Linked DNA regions of Mus musculus: all the other regions are linked to region 3. Evidence: chromatin loops called from intact Hi-C (ENCODE). Cell type or tissue: left cerebral cortex. All regions are shown on one strand.

Region 1 (2,500 bases), 90 kb after region 3:
AATCTTGCAAGAGATATGATTTGAGTATTAGACATGTAGACCCATATGATAACATCACATAGAACCCATAATTTGTAGGTTTTTATTTATAATTGACATATAAATGTGTATGTGTATGTGTGTGTGTATATATATGTACCATGTGATGTTTCTATAGGTATATGAACTTTAATTAATATGAAAATTGAACCTATTTCTAACTAATCAAATTCTTTTAAGAGTTATTCTATTCTGAGCTGATGAGATGTCTCCGTAGGTAAAGGTACTTTCTTGGCTCCTGGCTGAGGATTTTATCTCTGGGACCTACATGGGAGAAGTAGAGAACCAACTGTATGCCATAGTACCTGTGCTCCTAGAAACACACACTAAATAAAGCGAATCTTTTAAAATTTTAAAGAGAATTACTCTGTCCTAATACCACATGTAGAGAAAACAAAAATTAAAAAATATATCAAAAGCAAAACAGAAGCAGCCCTCCACAGTCATTGGTTGCATCCTCCTTCTAAGACTCTGGGAAGGACTGGAGACTCAGCCTTTGCCTTCAGGCATTTGCTTGTGACATGGACCATTGCCTAATTGGCCCAAATGCCTAATCTCTCTAAACCTCTCTTTCTATGGCAGAAAACTTAGTTCCTGGTCTATGTAGGTACATGGTAGCCACTACTTATTAAGACATATTATCTATAACTGTTTTTTTCTGGATTTATATCAATTAATTCATTTCTATAAAGGAGTGATTAAATCCTGGCCTTCCTCCTAGCATAGATCACAGCGTGGTGGAGAGTCTTGGATGACCCTGGGGGGTTCCATTCAGCTCCTGGGCTGAGTGGGGTTTACATAAGAGCCCTTGAGTATTTTCTGTACAACAGAGTACAATGAAATCCTCTGTTTGCAAGAGAAGATACAGGCAGTGGCTTCCAAAATGCAAATTGTGGTAGAATTCAAATAGCACCATAACAGGAGGCTTCCATAATAAGGTTAGTGATCAGGACCTCTGAAATGTAGAAGTAGTAAGTACCTGGCCAGCAGGCAGTGTCCTGCTGCTTGGCAACCAGAGGGCAGCAGCGGCCACACTCCTGATGAAGGAAGGGGTCTTTCCTCTCCTCCTGGGACACACAGATCCAGGCCCTCTGCTCTTTGATTGATACATATCGAGAGGAGTTTTGTTTGCTTCTCTTTCGCTGCACTGAAATTCTATGTTCAGTGACAGTGTCTCCTCACTTCCTTTTGCTGTGTACCCACTAAACGTCTTACCACCTTCTCCCTCATTCTAATCTTTTTCCCCTTTTTGCCATATGTGGGAAAATGCTGGCAACTGGTACACGTTTAATAGGTGTTGACTGAATGACTGACTGAGTTAGTATACAGTGTGACATAGTGGACCTGTTGTTTTGAAACCAAGTCTTATAACAACAGAAAAATCTCAATACAAAATACATTCTGAAAAGACATTCTTAAGACCTGTGTTCTTTTATATTAATAAAACTTACATACGTTTGAAAAATGAAATGAAAATTCTGATAACATCATGATAACATTTTTTTAAATTTGAAGACAGAGTCTAACTATATAGCCTAGGCTGGCCTTGAACATATTATGTAGTCCAGGTTGGCCACAAAGCCCAGATTCTTCTGTCTTAGCTTCATTAATATGGTTATCATAAAGTATCTTATTAAGCTTTTGTATTATCCTTTATGGGTATGAACATGGAGTATCCAACATGAGATTTTAAAGGAATAGTTTTTCTGCAAATAAGAGGTTAAAAGGAACTGCAATGTGTATTTTATATTAAGCACATTCCCCCTCTCTTCACTTTGAATGTGGGCCAAAGAAGACAAAAATAGCCAAGATCAGTACATAATGGGGTTCTCTCTGCCTCTGCACTCAGACAAGAAAAGGACTGATGAGCAGAAACTGGGAGGTTGGAAAAAATGGCCTATAAGGTCCCTGTAAGACTTCATTTCTGTTGCTACCCGGCACAGTGCTTCTCAGGTGCTGTGAGAGTCAAAAATAGTGGTCACACCTGCCTCTGCCTCTGCCTCTCTGCCTCTCTCTCTGCCCCTTTCTCTCTGCCTCTCTCTGCCTCTCTCTCTGCCCCTTTCTCTCTGCCCCTCTCTCTGCCCCTCTATGCCTCTCTCTTCCCCTCTCTTCCCTTCTCTCTGCCACTCTCTCTTCCCCTCCCTGCCTCTCTGCCTCTGCCTTCTGGAATGCTTGCTGCCCTTCTCTGCCCTGGCCTCTGCAGCCCCAGCACTGCAGCCCTCTCATCTCACTCCTTGCTGATGGTTTAAATGTTTACTGATAGCTTTGTTCTAATACTTCGAGTGCAAATACCAATATAATGAGGAGAACATGGTGTTGTTGTATGCATGAACATGAGTGTTAAAATACTTAACTAATGCCCTGTTCCCCAGAATCCGATGTTGAGTGTGTGACTATGATGTGAAAAGGCTGTAGAACATCACATTCTGCTAGCAGGAATGTGACAGTCGGAACAAGCATG
Region 2 (2,500 bases), 56 kb after region 3:
CTGCCTTGCTGAAGTAGGGGCTGTGCTATTGCTTCTGGCACTGTACTCTAAGGCCTGCTGCCTACCTCACTGTAGGGGTACTGAGGTAACAGATATGAACCACCATGCCTGGCTTTTTATGTGGGCTCTGGGATTTAACTCAGGTTTCCAGGCTTTTGTGACCAGCACTTTTACCTTGTGAGCCATCTTGCTGGACATGATTCTATTTATATAAAATAGACACATGTCATGGTAGCAAACAGAAGTGGCTCAGTGTGATGGAGAACAGTCAGGCAGGCTGTGGAAAAGCATAGGGAAACTTTGGGAGCTGTTTGGGATGTTTTTGCCATCTTATCCATGATTAAAACTTTACTGAATTGTACCCTAGCAATAAACATGGGATGCTATATGTAAGTAATGCATTATTAATAAGCACTTAATGAGGAAAATGTAATAATCTGCTGACCATTTGTAAATAGCTCGTACTAAACTTAAAAGTATGTAACAGTCCAAATTAAGCCTCCAGAGCATGACCTCAAAGCCAGAAGTAAATGAGGGTGGCTGCAGTTGGCTAAGAAAACCAAGAATACATGTGTCTGTTGCAAAGGAGCACTTTGTAAGCCTCAGTACAGCCTGCTTATAGAATCTTAAACATTTTTTAAAATGTTTCTTTCTACATTATAGTGTGTTTAAAAATAGCATGTTATGAGTGAAATGAATATAATTGAGAACTACAAAGATCATTTTAGAAATATAAAACTAGATCCAAGAACTAAGTATTCAATAGCTGGTTGTGGGGGTCAGGGAGACAGATACGATTGAAGAAGGGCAGCTGCTTTAGTTAATTGTCTTGGTTTTGAAAAAACATACCCAACAAAAGCAACTAAGGGAGAAAGGGCTTTAGGGCCTGGTGCAAGGGTGGGTGGTTCATGAGAGGGAAGTGAAGGCGGCCGGAGCTCAGAGAAACAGTGGCCATGTAGCACAGCGGGAGGGAGATGAACACTCTGCTGCTCAGCTCCCTCTCTACACACAGTCTGGCGCCATAGACACGGAATGGCAGCACCCACAGTGGATGGCTCTTCCCCCTCACCACACACAATCAGGATAATCCCCCACAGGCATGCTCACAGGTCCATCTCTTAGGTGATTTCTAGATTCTGTCAAGTTGACAACAGTCACTATCAGAGCAACTGAGTGCCTTATAAGAGGCTCTAGGAGGTTTCTCTATTTACCCATTAAAATAATACAGTGATGAACATGGATTATCAAGAAATATAACTAAATTGTAGTCTGTATGTAATACTTAGGGTATATATTTTATACCAGGATTATTAAAAATAGTACTACACTGTATAAAGGGCTTAAGAATCTGAGAAGCTGTGAATGTGTTTTCTTATGTTTGTACATACACACTTACGTATAAGTAAGTTTTCTTAGACCTGTGTTGCAGAGTGAATTTTTATTCTGAAATAGCAGATTCATTTTAAACAAGGTATCAATAACTCTCTAGTGGAACTGATCATCAATTCTCTCTTTCACTATTTTGTTTGTTTGTTTTGTTATGTTTTTCAAGACAGGGTTTCTCTGTGTAACAGCCCTGCCCATCCTAGAACTCAATTTGTAGTCTACCCTATGCTAGACCTCAGACAGATATCCTCCCTCTGAGTTCTGAGTGCTGGGATCAGAGGTGTGTGCCACCACCCCCAGCATCATTTGTTTGTTTGTTTGTTTGGTTTGTTTGTTTGTAGAACATGATTTTAATATTTTCAACTGTTAAAATTCAACAAACGGAATAATTATTTTAAGATATATTTCATTGTTATATCTCCCTTTTCATTTCTGATTTTATTAATTTGAATACTCTGTCCTCTGGTTAGTCTGGCTAAGGGTTTTTGTTTATCTTGTTGATTTTTTTCAAAAGAACCAACTCCTGGTTTGGTTGATTCTTTGTATAGTTCCTTTTGTTTCTACTTGGTTGATTTCACCCATGAGATTGATTATTTCCTGCAGTCTATTCCTCTTGGGTGTATTTGCTTCTTTTTGTTCTAATGCTTCCAGGTGTACTGTCAAGCTGCTACTGTAAGCTCTCTCCAGTTTCTTTTTGGAGGCACTCAGAGCTATGAGTTTTCCTCTTACGACTGCTCTTATTGTGTCCCATAAGTTTTGGTATGATGTGTCTTCATTTTCATTAAATTCTCAAAAGCCTTTAATTTCTTTCTTTATTTCTTCCTTGACCAAATTATCATTGAGTAAAGCATTGTTCAGTTTCCATGTATATGTGTGCTTTCCCTTGTTTTTGTTGGTGTTGAAGACCAGCCTTAGTCTGTGGTGATCTGAGAGGATGCATGGGATTGTTTCAACCTTTTTGTTGAGGCCTGTTTTGTGAACAAGTCAGTTTTGGAGAAGGTACCATGAGGTGCTGAGAAGAAGGTATATTCTTTTGCTTTAGGATGAAATGTTCTATATACATCTGTTAGATCCATTTGGTTGATAACTTCTATTAGTTTCACTGTGTCTCTGT
Region 3 (2,500 bases):
TGCTGCATGGTCTTCAAATTAAAAGATTGTTTGCAGTGGGTGGGCTTCATTCACTGTTGTGAGAAAATGGAGCTGTTTTTTGAATTAAAGACAAGGATCTGGTATGTCTATTCTGCTCTAGTCTGATGTGTGTGTGTGTGTGTGTGTGTGTGTGTGTGTGTGTGTGTGTGTGTGTGGCGTTGATATACTGTATAGCATCTTTTTTATAGAGCCTCATGACTCTAGCAAGCACATTACATTGCCACTGAACTTGGACCTCAGATCACCTGAATTATTAAATCATTAACTTCTGCTTATGAGACATGCACAAAGGTTATGAACTTATGAATGCATCCTCATTAATTCCACTGTATTTTAGAGTCTTGATAACTTCTTTTGGTTTGGGTTTTGTGAAAGGCCCTTCCCCATTTTACTATTAGTTTGTTTGTTTATTTATTGAGACATAGTGTTCTATAGCTTTGTTTAATATATCATAAAAACTGGGAGAATTATTCTAACTTCTCCACCAACTAGATGCCTTTTAAACTCCCTTTGCTGTATGGCAGTCTCAACCTGCATTATCCAGCCCAGCTCCTGCAGGTAAGAGCCAGATGTTGTGATGTGATGAGAAATAGTCCAGGTTCTCAGAAGGATCTTAGTCAAAGTTCACAGTGTGCTGGGTGTGCGAGAGCATAGCTGTGATCCCAGCAGCTGGGCTGCTGACACTGAGGCAGGCAGATTGGTAGGAGTCTGAGGCCAGCCTGGGCTACATAAGTTCCAGGGTAGCTTGGGATGGAGTGAGACTCTACCTTAACTCCCTACTCACATGAATACTGTTTATTGTAGTCGTTGACATAAGGTCCTGGCAGAATTACTCTTTTGATTTAAGTTACAGTAAGTTTGTTTATTTGGAATCTTGTAAACATTTGTAATGATTGGCTCTGAAACTCAGAACAGTTTCTAGTATGCCCACAAGGTGGCACTTGCCACCCTGCATCCTCTTTCCCTTCAGTTTAAGGAGATTCAATTCAACAAAATGTACGAAGTTTGAGTCTTAAATTTAGTACTTGGAAAAGTGTTCACTTTTAAGAGGAGCTGGTTCCTCTGTTGAAGATGTTAAGGTTATTTTGAAAACCATAGACTAGAAAGGGGTGCTTCTGATCATTGTATTTGCCCTTTAAGTACCTTAAAAAGAAAATAGAGGCTTATTTTTTCTACCTATGTAATGTATATAACCTATTATGAAATGGAAGATATTTACAAACATATACATATCACATGCACAGTACTATTGGAATACATAATATTCTAGAGCCACTCAAAATTTGATATATCAATAATAGTCCTTCCTATAATGATGTCTCCATAGGTGCCACACTGCCAGTGTCATTTCTTTATGGAAAGGCATCCTCCTCCTATTCATGACAGTGTCTTCAGTTGACCTAGTACAGTGGAGGATCCAGAGCACAAGTCTATAGATAGCAACCTTGTGGACCACAGAGTAAACAGGACTGGCCAAAAATGGATCTGGATGGACAGACTTGAACGGCCATTAATGATCCACATACATTTCATATAAACCGTTTTTTATCTCTTCCATACTGTTTTTATTTTAACTTTTCCTTTATAAAATGGAGAACACGAAGTACTCTAGCCACTGTATATTATAATTTATTGATACTTCTGGTAGAATCCTGTGTTATATGGTTGGTACCACAAATAAAAATGCTTTATTGTAAGAAAGCATGGGAAATGAAAATAGTCTAGTTCTAGATGTCTTAAAATAATGGCATTTATAAGGACACTGGCCACTAGCAATTGTTTCCAGGTAGTTGTGTTATTTTTATATTTAAAGGCAAGAAAATATGTATGGAATATGATATGGGATTTCTAGTTCTAGTTCTTATCATTCCTGATTTTAATTATGAATGAGATTTACTGAATGGGACAGTAATGAAGTCAGCAGGCATTACTGATTGCAATGAGTTACTTCAGGCTTCTTTTTACCCTGCCTATGGAATATTTAGTTGATGCTGTTTCACCTCTTTACTGTTTACATTAACGTTATTCTGTGTGGAGGGACTGATGCTGAGCTGATGTTGAGATTGGTAGAGAAATGAATGCAGTTGGCTGATCTGTAAAGTTCTACCAACAGTTTCATTGGGAGTAAGTAGCACTGTGTTCAAAGAGGCTGAAATGGGGAAGTACGCTTAATATATTGTGCTGCTGGACCATTGCTTCATGGGGACATTCTCAGTTCTCTTGGCCTCTTCATAAGGGAGTCAAGCTGCAAATGCAAGAGCATGGAGTAGGAGCGGTAAAAGGAACTGTTGTTGTTGTTGTTGTTGTTGCAGATTGAATCAGATTTTCCAATGTCTAAGTTTAAGCCCTTAACCAAATGCTTAGGAGGGTTGGAAAGTGCTCATTTCCCACCTTCTGGGAAGGCTTGTGAAGAAAGAGTTATACTGGAAGAAAGAGTTATACTGGAAGAAAGGATCAGAAAGCTTTCCTCTTAGAGCAA

Evidence for each region. Hi-C counts contacts between places; a loop is a spot of excess contacts. Peaks named below come from ENCODE experiments on the same cell type or tissue, not always from the same donor. Only the 100,000 strongest peaks of a DNase experiment are listed, where the experiment ranks them.
Region 1: a loop joins it to region 3, with 2.8 times the contacts of the local background. A loop is called at or near these places in 7 of 42 quality-filtered maps.
Region 2: it touches region 3 in a loop (2.3-fold over the local background); 3 of 42 quality-filtered maps call a loop at or near these places.

Annotation. Positions count from the first base shown.
Region 1 is chr2:73,654,430-73,656,929 of GRCm38, reverse strand. All of the region lies in intron 7 of Chn1 (chimerin 1), which reads left to right. Among named protein-coding and RNA genes, the nearest start is that of Chn1os3, 59 kb to the right of the region's middle. In left cerebral cortex, a CTCF peak has its summit at 1,063 (motif pointing right); DNase peaks (open chromatin) are centred at 996, 1,212, 1,900, 2,195 and 1 more place; H3K4me3 peaks cover 2,364 bases; H3K27ac peaks cover 2,500 bases.
Region 2 is chr2:73,687,944-73,690,443 of GRCm38, reverse strand. All of the region lies in intron 5 of Chn1 (chimerin 1), which reads left to right. Among named protein-coding and RNA genes, the nearest start is that of Chn1, 86 kb to the left of the region's middle. In left cerebral cortex, no CTCF peak of the experiment used is centred here; a DNase peak (open chromatin) is centred at 946; H3K27ac peaks cover 676 bases.
Region 3 is chr2:73,744,314-73,746,813 of GRCm38, reverse strand. All of the region lies in intron 1 of Chn1 (chimerin 1), which reads left to right. Among named protein-coding and RNA genes, the nearest start is that of Chn1, 30 kb to the left of the region's middle. In left cerebral cortex, a CTCF peak has its summit at 948 (motif pointing right); a DNase peak (open chromatin) is centred at 938; H3K27ac peaks cover 584 bases.